Linked DNA regions of Mus musculus: region 1 is linked to region 2. Evidence: chromatin loops called from intact Hi-C (ENCODE). Cell type or tissue: left cerebral cortex. All regions are shown on one strand. Each heading gives the region's core, and the rest is flanking DNA. Links, peaks and the distances in the headings are about the cores only.

Evidence for each region. A loop is a pair of places that touch in the nucleus more often than their neighbours do. Peaks named below come from ENCODE experiments on the same cell type or tissue, not always from the same donor. Only the 100,000 strongest peaks of a DNase experiment are listed, where the experiment ranks them.
Region 1: it touches region 2 in a loop (6-fold over the local background); 28 of 42 quality-filtered maps call a loop at or near these places.

What each region holds. Positions count from the first base shown.
Region 1 is chr11:121,804,663-121,813,715 of GRCm38, reverse strand. It overlaps Gm12589 (a long non-coding RNA gene), which reads right to left. Exons shown (of 3, transcript XR_389241.2): 2 at 8,072-8,224; 3 at 3,390-3,788. Among named protein-coding and RNA genes, the nearest start is that of Gm30338, 14 kb to the right of the region's middle. In left cerebral cortex, for the core only: a CTCF peak has its summit at 5,276 (motif pointing right); a DNase peak (open chromatin) is centred at 5,281.
Region 2 is chr11:121,647,431-121,656,483 of GRCm38, reverse strand. B3gntl1 (UDP-GlcNAc:betaGal beta-1,3-N-acetylglucosaminyltransferase-like 1) reads left to right here. Exons shown (of 13, transcript NM_178664.5): 4 at 4,811-4,875. Among named protein-coding and RNA genes, the nearest start is that of B3gntl1, 21 kb to the left of the region's middle. In left cerebral cortex, for the core only: CTCF peaks have their summits at 3,692 (motif pointing left) and 6,434 (motif pointing left); DNase peaks (open chromatin) are centred at 2,354, 2,650, 3,675, 6,362 and 2 more places; H3K27ac peaks cover 3,049 bases.

The DNA of each region.
Region 1 (9,053 bases), core at 676-8,675, 160 kb before region 2:
CTGTTTTCTTTGGAAACTGTTATGTTAAATGATGTTTTACTAGGACAGACAGGTGAGAGGATGTTTTGCTGAAGCAGACACACAAGAGGACACATGATGTTTAGAAAGAATATAACTATGACCCCACAGACAGGGGTGGGGGCCTTTGGCATTGGTTCACCTTATATCACATTGCTGATCTTTGCTTGTCATGACTTCATAAAAAGCAATTGTCAAAGAACTTCTCGTGATATGCCAGCAGCTTCTTGCCACTTCCTCAAAGTTTCCTCTGGATTGAACTGCCATTGCTAATTTGTGAATGGGTGGTGTACTGGCTAGTTTTGTGTCAACTTGACACAGCTGGAGTTATCACAGAGAAAGGAGCTTCAGTTGAGGAAATGCCTCCATGAGATCCAACTGTAAGGCATTTTCTCAATTAGTGATCAAGGGGGAAAGGCCCCTTGTGGGTGGGACCATCTCTGGGCTGGTAGTCTTGGGTTCTATAAGAGAGCAGGCTGAGCAAGCCAGGTGAGGCAAGCCAGTAAAGAACATCCCTCCATGGCCTCTGCATCGGCTCCTGCTTTCTGACCTGCTTGCATTCCAGTCCTGACTTCCTTGGTGATGGACAACAGTATGGAAGTATAAGCCGAATAAACCCTTTCCTCCCCAACTTGCTTCTTGGTCATGATGTTTGTGCAGGAATAGAAACCCTGACTAAGACAGGTGGTGATTGCAAGTGGACTGGACTTCTGACAACACAGGTTGGAATAGCCCCAAAGAACTGTTTCTAAACAGGTCCACAACCCCCGTCTCCCATTAACCTTTCTTTTCCACTCCCTCTGGTGAGTGGGTGGGCTAGAAGGGAGGATCAAGCACTTAAGAATCCTTATTAAAGTAGGTTTTGAGAGATCTAAGCCTGCATCTGTGACTCGGGCTGACAATCTCAGCAGTCTGCCAGAAGGACGATGCATGCATGACCCTGGAAGTGAAGGTTGGCCAGAGGCTGACCGGCGGGGTCATTGCACAGGGTTTGCTCTGGGACCCTGGCAGTGGCATGCAGAAAACGACAACAGCCAAAGCCTTCAGGTGCTTCTCTCAAACCTCAACAAACATGGCAATATCATGTCTCCATACCAGTATTGTGTCCAGGAAGGAAAATTAAAATTGAGAGCCAGATAGTTCATATCTGAAGCAGAAATAAGAATCTCTAGAAACTGAGCTGTGCCAAGGCAGAGGAGTGCTTTTCCTGAATCTGTTCAAGAGGCACCATAGGCTCTAGCTCTCAACACCCCATGCCTGTGGCTTCAGTTTCCACTTAGCAATTGTCTGGAGAGGAGAAGACATCTAATACTTGGCCTCTCAGTTAACCCCTTCTCAAAGTGGCAAAAGAGTACAAACATAATAGCTAAAGGCCACTCTCCCTGAAACTTTGTTTTAAGTTATATGTGTCTATTTCTAAGGATTTGGGTACCTATTATACCTGTAAAGGGCTTAAGCCTAAATGAAAAAAAATTTTTAAATAGTCCAGTGATAAAAAGATATTTTAACATTTAAGGTTAGTGATGACAAAACTAAAAATTTGTATTTACAAAGCAAGAAAAGTATCAGTTGCCAACTGAACTGACGATGTCAAAACCCATATCCAGACAGCACACAGTGCAACCTGGGAGGATATAAACAGGAACATGCAGCAAGTGGCAACAGTGACAGTTTTGAATTATAAACACTAAATTCTAGTGATGTGAATTAAAAATTGATGGACAGTCTTGAATTCCATACACATATAAGGATAACACAATAAGAAATAAAGATTTTTTAATTAGCATTCTCCTAGCAGGCTCTTAGGAAATATTTGTGCAATAAACAATATAAAATATCACTAAGTATGTGGCTCAGTGGTAGAATATTTGCCCATATATATATAGGAGACCCTAGGTTCTGTCCCTAGTGCAACAGGAAAAAAAAACATATCCCACCAGCCTCAGAACTGGGCTGCTTTAGTGAGACAATGCAAGCTGTACTAATAAAAAATAATACTAATAAATAATAATCTGGAATCATGGGGCATCTGCCCAAGAACAAAGCAAAATAGGTCACAGTGTTTGAGAGGGTCCCTACCTTATCCCAGTTGCTTTCTGTAATGCACACATATATGTGGGCATGCTCAAATCCATCCATCTATATGTCCATCCAACCAATCTCAATGTTCAATTTAAAGCAGTGACCTTATAAATAGCAAAGTAAGGAAAAAGATGGATGTAACTGTAAAACACAACCACTGAAATACCCCAGTGAGCTACTGTCCACACAGCCTGGTAGGTACTGGGTACACTTCACTGTGAGGCAATGTTCTGGTCTTTTCATTGTGATGAACCTGGACAAAGATAACTACAAAGATAATCTAAAAAAAGGAGAACACAATGCACCTGGGTGAGCAGAAGCAGCCCAGAGACCTGCTGCTGTGTGGCCCACTTACAGCGGGAACCACCACAATGTGCAAGCGTGTGGTACACAGAGCGAAAAGAAAGAGAAGTAGAACAGTCTGAGCATCACGAAGAGATGCAGAACTGGAGACTCAAGGGGGAGAAGGAATAGCCTGATGTGTGTAGCCTACCCTGCTACTTGAAGCCTTGATGGAGTCCCAGCCTGTGCTGCCCCTGAGGGCCATGTCTGGGTCTGTGGGGCTCACGATACCACTTAAGACAACACTGATATTCCTGGTTTGGGCTGCTGCTTGGAACCGTGTTGATATCCAAGGGCTGTGCAGAGCTGGCTCCCCTCCTCACCAGCTCTGGCACTCTAGAGAGCAATCCCTGCCTCTCACCAGCTGCAGCACTTGGAAGTATGGGCCCTGCACCTCATCTAGGCAGCACTGTTGAGCTAGCCCTGGTGACTGAGGTGTAGGTGAGCTGGCCCAAGGGTGTGAGCACAGAAGAACTGGACCTGCCATTTGTCTGTCATGAGGCATCATGGGTGTGGGGGAGATGCCTTCATGCCCTCCTCACCTCACCCCTCGCCTTCTGTGGTAGCCAGGAGAGCTGGCCCTAGAGTCATGAGAGCAAAAGTGCTATCCCCTCTCCTCACCAGCAGCTGCACTCAGGAGAGTGAACACTGGGTCTCACCCTGGCAGCACAAAAGAACAGGCTCTGGTGGCAAAGGCTTAGGGGAGGGCATCAGAACAGGAGAGCTGGCACAGCCTCTTGACAGCTGTGGCACTTGGGAGAGTGAGAGAGCAGTCTTGCCCCTCGACTGGATGAAGTGTTGGGTGAGGTAGCTGGCACAGTGCTAGAGTCTAAAAGTAACTTTTATTCACCTGTTTTAATTGTTGTCTCCAATGCTTACAGCCTTTGTCTGCTAACGCAGGCCTAGTGTTAGGGTCTGGGAACTACTTCACAAACCACTCAGACACCAATCTCAGTCATATAGGGATGGTTTATTGAACACCACACCTTAAATATCTCTTCTTCGAAGTTGGCTTATCTTCAAAAGAGAAGCCAGAAAGAAGAACAGCCAGGGCATGGCCCCCAGCATCAGGGCTTTCAGAAGTGGCTCTCCCTCCCTCCTCGAACTCTGCAAAGTCAGCAACACCTCGCTGTTTCACACTTTACCAGCCTTGGGCTTTGGAATTGTGCAGCAACGCCCTTCTTCGTGCATCCTAATCAACCACAAGTTTCATCAAGCAGAGTTGCACTGATCACCCGTATGGAGGAGGCAGCTAGCTGCAGGCTCTCACACTCCCCTTCATGTGTGTCTCTGGCATGAAGTCTTGGCTAGGGCACGGGACAGGCTTCCTTCAGTCAGCAAGGACCCTGTGAAGGGACCAAGAGGACATAAAAATCAAGCCCTGCATATAAGAACGTCCCAGAGAAAAAGAATGGGTCAGGTGAAGCAGAGTATGGGAATGACATGCTTGGGAGAAAAGAGATCTAGCTTTAACACTTGGGTTCAAAAATCAATGAAACTGTCAAATAAGGAATGGTGTCTTGCTTATTCCAGGGTCCTTGTTTGGTTTTATCATCTATAGATCAATCTGTTCTCTAAAATCATACTGTCTATTCCAGCAAACGAATGAATGAATGAATGAATGAATGAATAGGGCCGGCCACAGACTCCCAGGCGAGAGTAAGATGATGCTCTCAGGGACCAGCCAACTGAGAGTAGAATACTGGCAGGTAACCATGTCTAACCAGAGCCAATTGGCCAGTGAGACTTTTAAAATATAATTAAATTTTTTTTGTTCATTGATGCTTTGCCTGCATGCATGTGTGAGAGTGTCAGAACCCCTAAAACTGGAGTTACAGTCATGTGTGAGCTGTCATGAGGGTGCTGGGGATTGAACCCAGGTCCTTCGGAAGAGGAGCCAGTGCTCTTAATCACTAAGCCATCTCTCCAGTCATGTATACAGGGGAATATTAGCACATAGGCAAGTGCTGGGTTTTCTACTCCAAGAAGCACTTCAGGCGATGAGGACAGCTCTCCTGTGATTGGAAAGACTCCACTGGTTAAAGAAATGAATGGAAACAGCTCAACATAGTATCAAGCTGAGTCTATGCATCTGGAGACCTGGTACTGGTCTGTCATTCTCTAGGGAGACAGTCCCACAGACAACTCTCCAGCAAAAGCCAACTGTCATGGGGAACTGTACAATGTTCCTGGCACCCAAGAAAGGCCAGATGCCACATATGGAAGGGCTTGGGGCCAAGCAATGAGGTCAGGGTGAAGCAGTGAGATGGAAATTGTGGCTAGGGAAAGAAGCAGTGCGTGTCTCCAGCAAGAGTCACAGCTTACAGTTAAGTCACAGCATTTCAGCAGCCTCCTAGAGTATGTGCAGTACCTCTGGTCCCACAGGGGTCCAACCTGCTGTCTCTGCCTCACAGCTAAGCCTGATCACAGCCTCTGGTGAAACCCAAGGAAGACACTTTACCTTCCATGGACTCTACATTACCAGAGAAAGGCAAAGGGAGAGGCTGGGGTAGTGAGCAGGGTGGAGCAGCCTACACAGGTCACTAAAGATTAGCACTCCTACATGAATCTACTGCCTAGGGCCACAACTTTGCCTCTTCTGGAGACCATGTCCTGTTCTCCCACTCCAGACCATGTGGGACCTGAGTGCAGTAAGCTTGTGCCAACTGGTTTAGGAGCTCTTCGGAGATGAAGGCAGATGAGACACAGTAAGATGTGAAACCTGAGCCTGGGAAGATGACAGATGGACAAACTCCAGTTTCAGGGGTTCTGACACCCTCAGGCTGACAGACATGTACGCAGGCAAAAGCACCAATAAACACCAACAGCCAGCAGGTGGCACTGTAGAAGCGTGAGAAACAGTGCTCAGGTTCTCATCAAATGATTTTTCTTTCTCTTCCTGCACAGCTGGATGCTGCTAAGATTGTCCTTTAATCTTCCTCATAGCTGCAAAGTTTGGACTCGGGCCAGGGTCAGAGAAAGGCTGTGGCCATGGGAGAGTGTCAGAGGATGCTGGAACTTCAGTCATCCTCCATCACTACTTCAATGGTATGTTTTCTCTTCCTTCATGCATATGAAAATCAGTGCTTCAAGTAGAAAAGGCACTAAACAGCCTGGTCAACTGCTAGCACCTGCTTCATAAAGGCAGAAGTGGAGGGTAGGAGTCGGCCCAGGGAATTCCAGTTGCTGCTGGAAGCCACATCCGGGGGCAGTGTCCACTAGGCCTCCGTATGTGAGAATGTGTGTGATGTGGTATGTCTTCAATGTGTGAGCATATGCCCATGATGTGATATGTTCTGTGTATAAACACATGTGCCAGATTTCTCTGCATGTATCTCTTGCCATGCATGTGTCAGGTATGATCTCTCTGTGTCCTGTGGTTATGTGTATTTTCGAATATTTCGACAAACTTCCTCTCATCTGTACAATGTAGCTGCAAGCCACTTTATGAGGAGCAACAGTGTCTGCTCAGTGAAGTGCCCCAAACCCTGATATGCCTGCAGAGCTTCCCTCAGTGAGGTTCCATCCCTTAGTGCTGGAAAGTGGTGTACACAGCAGGTCCTGGCTGGCACCTAGCCCTTCTCTCAACTTTTTTATTTATTATGTGTGCATGCATGTGCATGCATGTGCACACTTCATAGTGTGCATGTTGAAGTCAGAGGACAATGTGTGGGGACCTGTTCTCTCCTTTGACCATGTGGTGCAGAGATCAAATTCAAGTTGTCAGGTTCGGCACTAAGTATGCGTCCTTACCCACTGAGCCATCTCCTAGCACGGCTTCCTCCTCCCTTCTGCTCATTCTTCAGATACACCCCAGCCTGGCAGGAAGCTTGGGTGCCATTAAGAATTCCCATGAGATATTAGGGGGAAAACAACACCTGAAGGGGCTCCTGGAGCCAGAGGCTTGCTGACAACTTAGATAAAGTATCCTCCCCATCTCAGATTCAATTGTAAACTATTCTGCCCAAAAGTTCACTCCAAGGAAGACCCAGTCCTTTGGAAGCCCCTTATGAAGAAAAAGGAGCCACCTATTTGTCTGTTGCTTCCTAAGAGTCTTCATGAGGATGATGGAGGTGGTTTGGAGCCTGTAGCTTAGTGTTTGCAGAGCAAGTGCTGGTATGTACTTCAGAGGCTTTCCAAGGACTGTAAGTAAAAATGGACTGGACAAAAAGTTGGCCCAGAATATGTCAAACAAGGCAGAGAAGAGTCCTAGACCTGATCAGTGCTGAGATGGTGCCTCCCTCCCTCCCTTCCTCAAAGCCCCTCTGTCCTGTGACCTTACACCCCAGGACTGCAGTGTCATCCTACTGACCTAGAAATGCTGACCTCCAAATGGCTCAGACTCAGCAGAAAATTTTCAGTGGAAACCATATGAACATCTTTCCTGGAGTCCAAAGGTGATGCATCACAAGAAAGACCCCAACTTCCCTCCACCCATCCGGTCCCTCAGAGGTCGGCCATGCTCAGGGTGCATTATAGTCCCTATAACCAAGATTCAAATGCTACAGTTGATCTTGTGTTCCTAGCTAGGGCTTTCTGCTTCTTGGGATCTGACAGGGTACTTGGGCTGGCATTGGGAGGTAGGACATTAAGACACCCAGTAATCTCATTCAGGAGAATCTTGAGGGCTTTCTGAAGTGGAGGTGAAATATTTATACCAGTTAAACCATCTGGCTTCAGTGATCAACTCAGTTTTCAGTTTTCTTCCCTTCTCAAAGGTAGAGTTGAGACTAACCTTCTAAGGAAGGCTTGGTCTTTTCAGACAGACCTATCCTAAGCTTTCAAGAGTCCAAGACCCAAATGACCACTTAATTAGTATCTAAAAGATACTAGTCACTGTAGAGTTCAAGAACTGTGAATTGTGATATGCCAAGAACCAGAAACAAAAATCAAACATATGTTTATCTTGTCTCTAAGCAAAGAGGTATATACTGTGGAGGCTAAGGTGAAGAGACAATGCTTAGGCAGGCTGAAGGAGAGTGGAGTAAGGATCTAGGAGTGGCAGGGAGATCCACAGAGCAGAATAAAGAAGAGCAGAGGATGAGGGAGTGGGTAGGAGGGACCACAGTGGGTAGAACTACAGATCAGGAAAAATGCAGAGGTGGCTAGGGAAGTGAGTGGTAGGTGGATCCACAAAACAAAATAAATAAAAAAATGCCGAGGACCTCATCCTAATAAATCTCTTAATCTCACCTAAGTAATAGGGACAATAATGCCCATCCCACAGCTTTGTTAGGAAGATGCATAACAAAGTCTCTGGCACAAAGAATGGATGGGGGAACCATTACCAAGCCTAGGCTCCACTGAGCCCACGCTTCCAGCTCCAACCATGCTGGTTCAGCCCTCACACTACCAACTACAGAGCTGGGACCTGCCCTTAGGCTATGCTCTGAATTTACTTAGCCATGGCCTATGCAAACCTGCTGGTGCCTAAAGCCAGGTTAGAGACATTTGAAGAGAATGAAGAAAGCAGCCTTCTGGTGTTATCTAGTTGTATGTGGACATGAGCATGGATGGGCTCGTGTATAGTCAAATGTATGGGACAGTCCTGTCTGAGCATGCACATACAGGTGTATATGCATGGGTGTGCATGTATAGAGGCTATATGAGTAAATGAATGCATGTGTACCTGGGGGCAGGCTCATGGTGCTCCTGGTCCAGGTAAGCAAGCAATCCTTCTTCTGAAAAATACCAGCCAAGCAGAGGGTCTGAAGCCTTGGTTCTTCTGACAATCAGAATCTAAAGCTCACTCAGGGCACAGAGTCCATGAGCTTCTAGGAATCTGCAAAAAAAAAAAAAAAAAAAAAAAAAAAAACAAAATAAAAAATTGAACCTAGAGAAAAATAACTTCCACTGGCTCAAAATATAAAAGAACATTGATTTTGATCTCTATTATCACACCAAGATTTTGTTTGGGGGATTCACTATAAAGTATGCATTCCTAGAAGCCCCTCCAGTTTACGAACTCTTCACATCAGCACTTATCCAGCCGAAAGAACCAGGAAAGAAGGGTCAGTCCAGGGTGAGCAATCTCCAGCCCCAGCCTACCGCAGCAGCGGCTGGTAGTTCTGCATGTCCTCTTAGGGACATCACTGCCGTTTTTCTAACACCTCACAGTCAAGCTAGTTTTCTAGCAAACTGGCTGTCTGGGCTCTTTGCTGACCCTTCCACCCCATCCTAGCAATGGAAACCTGAAGTCAGAGAGTTCTAAGGGCCCTCAGGCTTCAGGTAGATGAATGAGCCGTCTCTGCCCACAGAACCCAAACCCAGTAGAAGCCACAAGCTCACTTTCCTCTGAACATATGGTAACCTAGTAGTCTGAGCTTCTAAGGTCTCAGCACCCATTTTCCTAAGCTAATACAAACCAAGCAAGCTTCTGACACAGTCAGAAAATGTGCCAGCAGCCTTGGGTGACTGTATAGGACATTGTGAAACATCGGTGACCACACAGGCTTTGCTTCTTCAGAAGTTAAACAGAAGCCAGACCATAGATTGGCCATGCTGTACATGATACCCACAACTTCCCAGGTAAGGGGGAGCATGGGCCCAGAGGAAGCTTGAAGGCTGTGGAGTATCCACACACACATATGTGCCCCCCTCTTCCCAGACCA
Region 2 (9,053 bases), core at 386-8,385:
CTGGAATCACACTCAGAGCCTCACATTGGTGGCAGAGGTGCTCACACTTACTAAGCCATCTCAGCCAGCTGGGTAGAGCTGGTAAGTTGATTACTTGCTTCCAGGATTGGCTGTGTTTGAAGCCATCTGTGATACTTTAAAACCCCAGGCGCCTAAGCCCTGCCTAGGACAGAGTCTGTCTGTCTGCAACTCTGTTTCAGCACTGGAAGTGGTGGAAGCATCCCAGGGGTTCTGAGGTGAATTTAGGGTTGAAAGCCACTGCCCTGACGTTTTAGGAGTAGCATACTGCCTTAGTCAGGTTTCCACTGCAGTGATAAACACCATTAACAAAAGCGTCCTGGGTAGGATAGGGTTTGTTTCACCTTACAGTATCTAGTCCCTCAATAAGGGAGTCAGGGCAGGAACTCAAAGCAGGAGTCTCCTAGAGGCAGACATAGAAGCAGAGACCGTTGAGAACCACTGCTTATCTGTTTGTAAGTCCTGGCTCATTTGGTTTGCCTTCTTATATACCCCAATACCAACTTCCTTACACCCCACAACCACCTGACAAGGCTTGGTGCCACCTCCAGTGGGCTGGGCTCTATCAGTCATCTGCCAAGAAAATGCCCCACAGGCCAACCTGATAGAGGCATTTTCTCAGTTGAGGTTCCCATTCCTCAGATCTAGCTTAAGTTGAGTGTCAAGCCAGCACAGAGACCCTGTTCCCATTTTTAACAGTGTCCAGACCGGGCAGTCTGTGTAGTTCCAGTGTATTTCAAGGGCAGCAGGCAGCAGGTAAGGGTTCCCTCTCGAGGACTCGTTGTGACAGCTGCTGCTGCTGCTAACTCCCTGAGCCTGGGCTCTTAACAGCTTCCTGTGAGATCTTGGGTAGAGTTGTGTGGGTGAGAGGTGGAGGAAGGAGGTGAGTGTATCTGGCGTGACTTGATGGCTCTCAGGAAGAGGAAGGGGAGGAAGAGGAAGAGGAGGAAGAGGCAAGCCTTGGTGTTACCAGACCTGCTGCTACACAGCCACCCTCCCTTCCTGCTGTTCATCTTTGCTGCTAATGTTGCATCTGGATGGCTGTTTTAAGGAGCATGGATGGTAGAGGACCTGTGCTCCTCAGGTCCCTTAGTGATCCTGCTCCGCCCCCTTTCTCCTCACTTCGTGATTCATCCATCCTGCCACCCCCTTGTTGCTTGTGATCCTTCCTTCCTGCCTGCCTTCCTTTCAGTCTTGTCTGTCATCATCCCCCAATATCCAGACACCAATCTAGGTAACATAGAATACTGGGTCTCAGTGTCTTAAGGACCTTGGACATAGTTTCTCTCTCTCTCTCTAGAAATTCATTTATTTTATGTATATGAGTACACTGATACTCTCTTCAGATATTACAGATGGTTGTTCCATGTGGTTGCTGGAATTGAACTCAGGACCTCTGGAAGAGCACTCGGTGCTCTTAACTGCTGAGCCATCTCTCCAGCCCTTGTCTGCTTTCTCAAAGTAGCTTATGCCTCACCCACTCCCAATCTGAAAGCCTGCTGTGCTGATGTTACACAGCCGTCTGTGGTCTCCTGCTAATGTTTCGTTTATCTTGTGTTTGTTGTTCTGGGTGAAGTACAGGGTAGATGTTGGAAGCTGAAGTCAGCACTGTTGGGCTGCTAAGACTCAGCTGAACCTGGTCTGTCAAGATCAACCCTAAGAAACGTTGCCTCGGGAGCGCTGTCTGAGGAAGCAGAAGAGTAGTCAAAACACAACTTAATAAAACATGGCTAAAGACATGGCTCTGTCAGTTAAGTGTTTGCCTACCAAGCGTGAAGACCCAAGTTTAATTCCCAGAATATGTGTCCAAAGGGCTGGGTGTGGTAGCATATTTGGAGAAAGGCCAAGCCCTTGGGATGGCTAGCCAGGCCTGCTTAGGGAGAACCAGGCTCATGAGAGACCCGTCTCAGAAAAGAAGACAGACAGCAGCGTCTGAGGAGTGAGACCCAGGAATAGCAACCTTCTCCCATCTTGTGCATCTGGAAAATGTTAATATCTTCTGGAAACGATTTCCCAGTTCCATTGTCTTTACGTTGAAATACAAAACTACATGGGTTCCTAAACAGTGTATGTTTCAATTCTGAAATGTGAATTTGAAACTAAATGTTCTTTGATATTTTTAGTTAAGAGGGATTTTGCAGCTTCTGTCATCGAATAAAAAAGGCGTTTTGCTAACCGATATTTATTGTCTCCACTTTAAAGACAGATTTCATCTTTTATAAAACCTGAATTGCTTGTCACTGAGTCATATCATGACTGAATGCATTCTGTCTGTGACAAGGACAGTATATAAAACTAAGGACCCCAGGTGGAGTGCCGGGAGATGACATCACCTCATTGTCCATGGGAAGTGAATGAGAATTCATGGCAATCAGGAGTAAGGCGCAGTGGAGTTTAGCTGGTTCTTTGGAAAGACGCGTTTTCCTGTAATATATTAAATAGGACATGTTACCTTCGTCATTAGATAACATAAATTCAAGCATTTTGTTTTTAGGAATGCTGGGTTATTTGTAGTGGGTTAAGACTCACTTTTTAAAACTAACCATATAACAACAGAAATAGATTTTGTCGTGTGGCTTTTTGCAAAGGCAGTGTGAACCACACAGCCTACTGCTCCTCTCCAGGAGTGAGGAATGTTAGTATCTCCATGGAGCTAGGTTTTTCCTGTTGGAACCATAGCAACCGACTACCCTCACAAAAGGACTGGCCTCCCCAAACATGGAGCCCCCGCACAAACATTGACTTTCTTCAAGGCAGTAATATTAGAGCAAATCCCTTGTCTTTGCCAAACACAAGATTCATTGTGAGAAACTTCCAGCATCCTCAGTGGGCTAGGACCCCCTTCATTACAGATTCGTGGATTCAGTCTCTCTCTTAAAATCTGACTTTCCATAAGCAACGTTTGTAACAGAATTCTGTTAATTTTAGCGTGCTTATGAAGAAGGACTTGTTGTTTTTGTTGGTGAGGTTCTGAGGAGGGGTTTATTCTCATGCTTGCCTTGCTCTGCAGGGATGGCCCTGGGGTTTCCTGGTGGTTGCAGATCTGTCTCAGGGTAGGAGGTATCACATTGTTGCAGATCTATCTCAGGGTAGGAGGTATCACATGACCTTTCTTGGTCATCTCCTCCTTTGCTTTTGTTTATGCTAATGGTTTTTCAAAATCTGGCCTTTGTTAACTGGTTTGGACTGGCCAAGTTCTAGAGATTAGTGCTGGAAATTAAACTGCTACTTCTTACGAACCTGGCAGGAGGATCAGGTTTGGGGTGGATCTTAGGAGCATGAGCAAATAGGGCAGCCTCGCATTGTCTTGTGTCTTGCTTTTCTGTTTTCAGTCATAGCATTGCTCCTCCTGCCCCCTGGTGTCTCTGTCTTCCCCAAGTGCGCCCCCCCCCCTCGTGATTGTGTGTGTGTGTGTGTGTGTGTGTGTGTGTGTGTGTGTGTATTCTCACATTTGGCTGGTTCCCTCAGGACTGACAACTTTCCTAAGCCGGTCTCAACTTCAAATACCAAAGAGATTTATTGTTTCAACTCTGTTCACATCCATTTTGCTTTGTGTGATTTTCTCAGTGGCATCAAGACTGTAACTCTCTGGTGATGTGATTCAGGTGTTGGTCGGCTCTCTTCCAGGAAGAATTCACCCTCCTTCAAGCCGCATTAGCGCCCTCTTCTGGTCTGAATGCCCTTGAATGGATCTGCCTTGGGCACCCCTGCTGAGCTTGTGTCACATTTTGCACAGTGCCCCAAATATCCAAGCCTCTGTAATTCTCCTGACCATAGGGCGAAGCTCAGCCCTCTTAGCCCAACAGTCGGCTCCTGTGGAGGAAGTCTGCACCCAGGGTTCTGCAGGCACTGTTGCTTTTACACAGTTCCCTTTGTAATCCTCTGGGGTGATTTTTGACTTTTAAGTTCTTCTGCTTTCTCAGTGCCACTCATTGCGTTGCCACTATGGGGGCATTGGTTTGTTTGTTTTGTTGGTTTATGTATTTATTTATTTTTTTACAACTTGCTAGTAGTATCTTTGAAGGAAATGATTTTGTAAAATACTTTAATATGTCCCCTGGGGATAAGGCATCCCAGTCCCTGAAGCCAAGGCCAGGCTGGATTCTTCATCCAGGACAACCACTTTCCCAGCCCTTTAGCCCAGAAGGACCTCTTTGCTTGAGTTCTGTGTCCCCTGCATGCAGTCTGCTTCTTTGGGTCTGATTCCTGTGCTCCATCCTACAGTAAGGGTCTGCTTCATCGCTGTGTGAAACCCTGGGCTGGTTCACTGTCAAGTAAGTCATTCCGTTTGTTTTCGTAGTTTTGTTTTTCCTTCAGTTTAGGCTGCCCCAGCTCTGGACTTTTGCGATGACTAATCATGACTAAAAGTTCTCTTGGGTCTGTGTTGAGCAATGAATGCTTGACCTGGGTTGGGTGTGCACACACCCAGATGTGGCAGACATTGTCAGTCACCTCGCACTGGTCAGCTAGCCTTCCATGAAGTATTCAGATTGAACATTTACTGACCAGTCATATACAAGTATGCTTTGTACTGCACCCACTTAAGCAGACTTTTGCACTCTCCTCTTTATTTTAATATAGTCCCAGATGCCTTATCCTAGGCGTTCTCTAATATCATCACTGAACATGGACGTTGCTTTCTATTTAACTCCCTTTTATTCCTTCAGCGTTGTCCCTGAGGTTTGGGTGGCCGTGTGGATTGACCTCGGCCTTCTTGGGGTGTTAAAGCACACTGAGCTTCATGCTGCCGAACGCTGAGTTCTAAAAGAATTGTCTTCTCTTTTTCTAACAGTTGGATATTCTAAAAACCAAGCCGTCGCACAGAGCACAGGGTCTTACCTTTGCTTTTTGGATTCAGTAAGTAGCTCTCTGTTTTGTTGATAGTGGCTTTGCATATATTTTCCAAACAATGATTGGGAATTTTAGTAGGGTTCTTAAAAATACGTTTTTAAATATGTTGGAATGAATCTCAAAAGTCAAGTTGAATAGGTTGTTGCTAGCATCTAATTAGCAATAAGTAACATCATATAAAGTGTAAAAGAGGACCACAGGGGATATATAAATAAGCAAAATGCTAGCAAATATGATGCTTCAGGGATTAAGAAATGGAAATGGACAGCTCCAGGTCATGACAGCTAGAGCAAACTTTGAAGCAGATTCATAGGCAAAGCTAAGGAGAGGATGGGTAGGTGACAGGTAGACTTAGACAGAAATTCAATCAACGTTATATCAAAATTTGAATTTGTGACCAAACAAATTAAATTAGCAAAATACTTCCACAAAGCAAGTTAAGTATTTTCTTACTGTTTTTTTTTTTTTTTTTTTTTTTTTTTTGCTTTGTTTTGCTTTTGAGATGGGGTTTTCTGTATAGCCCTGGCTGTTCTGATACTCTCTTTGTAGACCAGGCTGGCCTCGAACTCAAAGAGATCCACCTGCTCCTGCCCCCTGAGTGCTGGGATTAAAGGTGCTCAGCACCATGTTGACAGCGTGAGTGTGCCTTATGTGTGACTCAGCACCACACTGACAGCGTGAGTGTGCCTTATGCTGTGGCCTTGACTCCTAGTTGTCACCCCTTGGTGTCTCAGGGAAAGACTTGTATGCAGATTTGCCTCAGGTTGTTTATTATGACAGAAACGAGAAGCTGGTTACCGTGTGCTGGCTGAGTACTGGCGAAGAGCCCCGGCAGACCGTCAGAGAACGGTCACTTTTATGGGATGCTCAGGAGTAGGACACTTGGTTGTGACGGATGAACAGACTCTGTACAGACTGTGCTGTCCTTGAAAGTTCTCGTGGAATAAAGCAAAGCAAAGGGTCTGTCTTAGACAATACAGCTTTTATGTACCTGAATTACTTCATAGGTTGGGCTCCTGGCTTCTTAGAAACATGCACACCAGGGCTTATGGAAATGGTAGCCATTGGCCTATGCAGCTGTTACAATTTTGTTCATTTCCAGTTGCTGATTCCAGGTACACGGAGGTGGGAGAATGCATAGACCAGGAGATGAAGCCTCCCTCCCATGCTCGGGACAAGAGGAGAACTGACCCACAGCGTTGCCTTGGGAGGTCTGACATTTTCAAGTCAGAGTCCTGCATAATGTTGTATTTACTGAATTTCAATAGCACATTTGTCAGTAACTTACTGAGGACAGATGTGGCCAGCTGGATGTGGAAGTGTGTCTGTCACATACCGTGTGTGAGTTTTGCATTTGACCTATCCATTTTAGTGTGAGGTTATTTATCAAACAGCTTTGGTATTAGCCGTGTAGAACGCACTCAGCTCTAGGAAGCAGCTGAGGAAGGTCAGGCGTTGGCGCAGTGCAGGCTATCTGGCAGGATAGGCCGTCTGTGGGCGGCTGCTCTGCTCTGCTTAACCTAAGTTCTGGCTCCACCTTCAGGCGCTAGCTATTCCCCTAAGCTGGAAACAGAACAAGCTGCTCACGCAGAGATTGTGTATAGCTGGCTCTGGAAGATCATGAGATACATGGGAGTGGGAAGCAGGAATGGGACCAGAGGCTTGTATCTCTCGGGAGGGAACTACAACATTTCCTGTAAGACTGTCTATAGTTTAGGTGGGCTTACCTTGTTTTAAAGTGGAAGTTATAACAGTCAGACTGTGGTCTTAAAATGGGTCCCAGTAAGCAAATCTCCCTCCACTAAGACAAGGCCCTATCACTTTAAGCTTCCACTAATTCCTTGCCATACTGTAGTGGTTATTCCTTGTTGTCAACTTGACTATATTTGGAATGAACTACAATCCAGAATTGGAAGGCTCACCAGTGACCCTTATCTGGAGGCTTGGAGATCCTTATCTGGATCTTGGTTTGAAGATCTTGAGCCACAGTGGCTATGTATTCCAGAAGATTGAATCTCAGAGTTTAAGGAACACACCTTTAATCTGGGCTACACCTTTCATCTGGGATTAAAGGTGTGGTGGAACACACCTTTAATCTGGGCTACACCTTCTGCTGGAGACAATATAAGGACATTGGAAGAAGGGAGTCTAGCTCTTGCTCTTGCTCCTTCGCCTGCTTGCTGCGTGAGACTGAGTAACTGCTAGATCCTTGGACTTCCATTCACAGCTGTGACTGAACCATTGTTGGGAATTGGGCTGCCGACTGTAAGTCATCAATAAATTCCTTTACTATCTAGAGACTATCCATAGTTCTGTGACTCTAGAGAACCCTGTCTAATACACATACCCAACTGGGAACCTTTGACACATGGGCAGTAGGGAGATACTTTCATTTTAAGATAGAGTGCCCAGAAAATGTCAGAGGCGATTTGAGGGGCTGCTGCTAAAGATGAGGCTGATCACCAACAACCAGACCGAGAGGAGGCGTATACAGCTTTCAGCTCCAGCTGCCAGGGCTGGAAATTGAGCCAATAAATCCCACCTGCCTGGTGAAGACTCTGTAAGTCCCTATAAACAGAGGCGCTCAGAATGTGTCTGATGGAGACATGTGAAAGTCCCAGGGTGTATCCCACGGGAATAGAAAGCCCTCTACTGAGTCCCTTGGGCCTCACCGTATCTGCCTTATCTGGCTGTTCACCTGCGTTCCTTACTGTATCCCTTCCAGTCAGCTGAAAATAGTTTGTTTTTCCTTGAGTCCTGTGCACCTATCAGATTACTCGGAAACTCCCCATTGGTAGCCAAGTAATATGGCATCTGACTTGGGCATGTTCTTGAAGGGTATGAGCCCATAGCCAGGGATCCATGCTAGTCCAGATAGTATGAGGATTGCATTGGATGGGAAGTCCTAACAGAGGTCTTCAGAGACAGCAGAGCTAAAGACAGCTCCGTCATTCCCTTCAGGATTCTTAGGAGCAAACTGAGAGATGACGAGGGACCACAGTTGATGATGTAGCACACGAGTGACACCTCCAGTCTAACGTGACCTAGGGTTTATGTGCTCTTGCTATGTGGGAGTTTGAGGAATGTGCATGGTTTGAGAGGAAGGGAAGGTAATACAAAGGAGAGCTTCTGCCTTGGGAAATATTCACCGGCCCAGCACATTCTGCTTGGCCCACCGAATAACAGTGGATGGTCAGTGATTTGCTGTGCCATCCAGTGGCATGTGATAGTTGGCTGTGTGACAACTTACGCTGACATTCTGTGGCTTCCGTTTGTCACAAGAGTGACATCCTCAAGGATGGAGCCACAGGTGTTGGAGCTAAGCCAATAAGACCTTTGCAGAGGTGTCAGATAGACTCGACTTACTGTCTACAGCTCCATGGTCAGGGCTTGACAGCATTGATAATAAGGGGGAAACACACATACCAGAGTTTTGTGGGTTAAGAAGCCCTTTGGCGTATGAGAAGCATTGGACACTGCTTTTCAGAACAGGCTCAGGAAGTAACTGGGTTTGGACACTTACCCTTCATCATTCCATTCACAGGGGTTAGGCCTAAACAGGACCCTTCTCCCTAAGTTTCCACATCTCATCCAAAAACCAAACACAGGAAGACCTAGAACAAGGTGACTGTGTTCTCTGTGGCAGGCACATTTGCTATGGTCTTTAGCATTTTCATTTGTTAATGTTCCCCCAAGGCCTCTCTGCACCTGTCATTTTCAAGGGTACCTTCTTAGAGAGACTTCACTGGGTGCCTGTCTTATCATTTATTCTCCTCAGTTCTCTTGACTAATTTTTAAATAGTGTGCGTGTGAGTGTGTGTGTGTGTGTGTGTGTGTGTGTGTACATACACTTTTGTGTTGCCCAAGCAAGCCAGAAGAGGATGTTGGGTCCTAAGGAGCCGGAGTAGCAGGTGGCTGTGATCTGTTTGATGTGTTGATGTTGGGAACTGAACTCCAGTTTTTAGAAAGGCAGGAAGCCCCTGACTCTCTCTCCAGGCCCCTCTGACCCATCTCTCTCCAGGCCCTCGATGCTCTTTCTGTGGTGCTTCCGGCTCCTTTTCTCAGGCCGCCCCATCATTCCACAGTGATGAGTCCCTGTTCATAATCGTGGAGTTTCAGCCCCTGTGGTGATTTCATGCATTCCAGAAATGCCAGTGATAATGTTTCAAATCTACTTCTCCCTG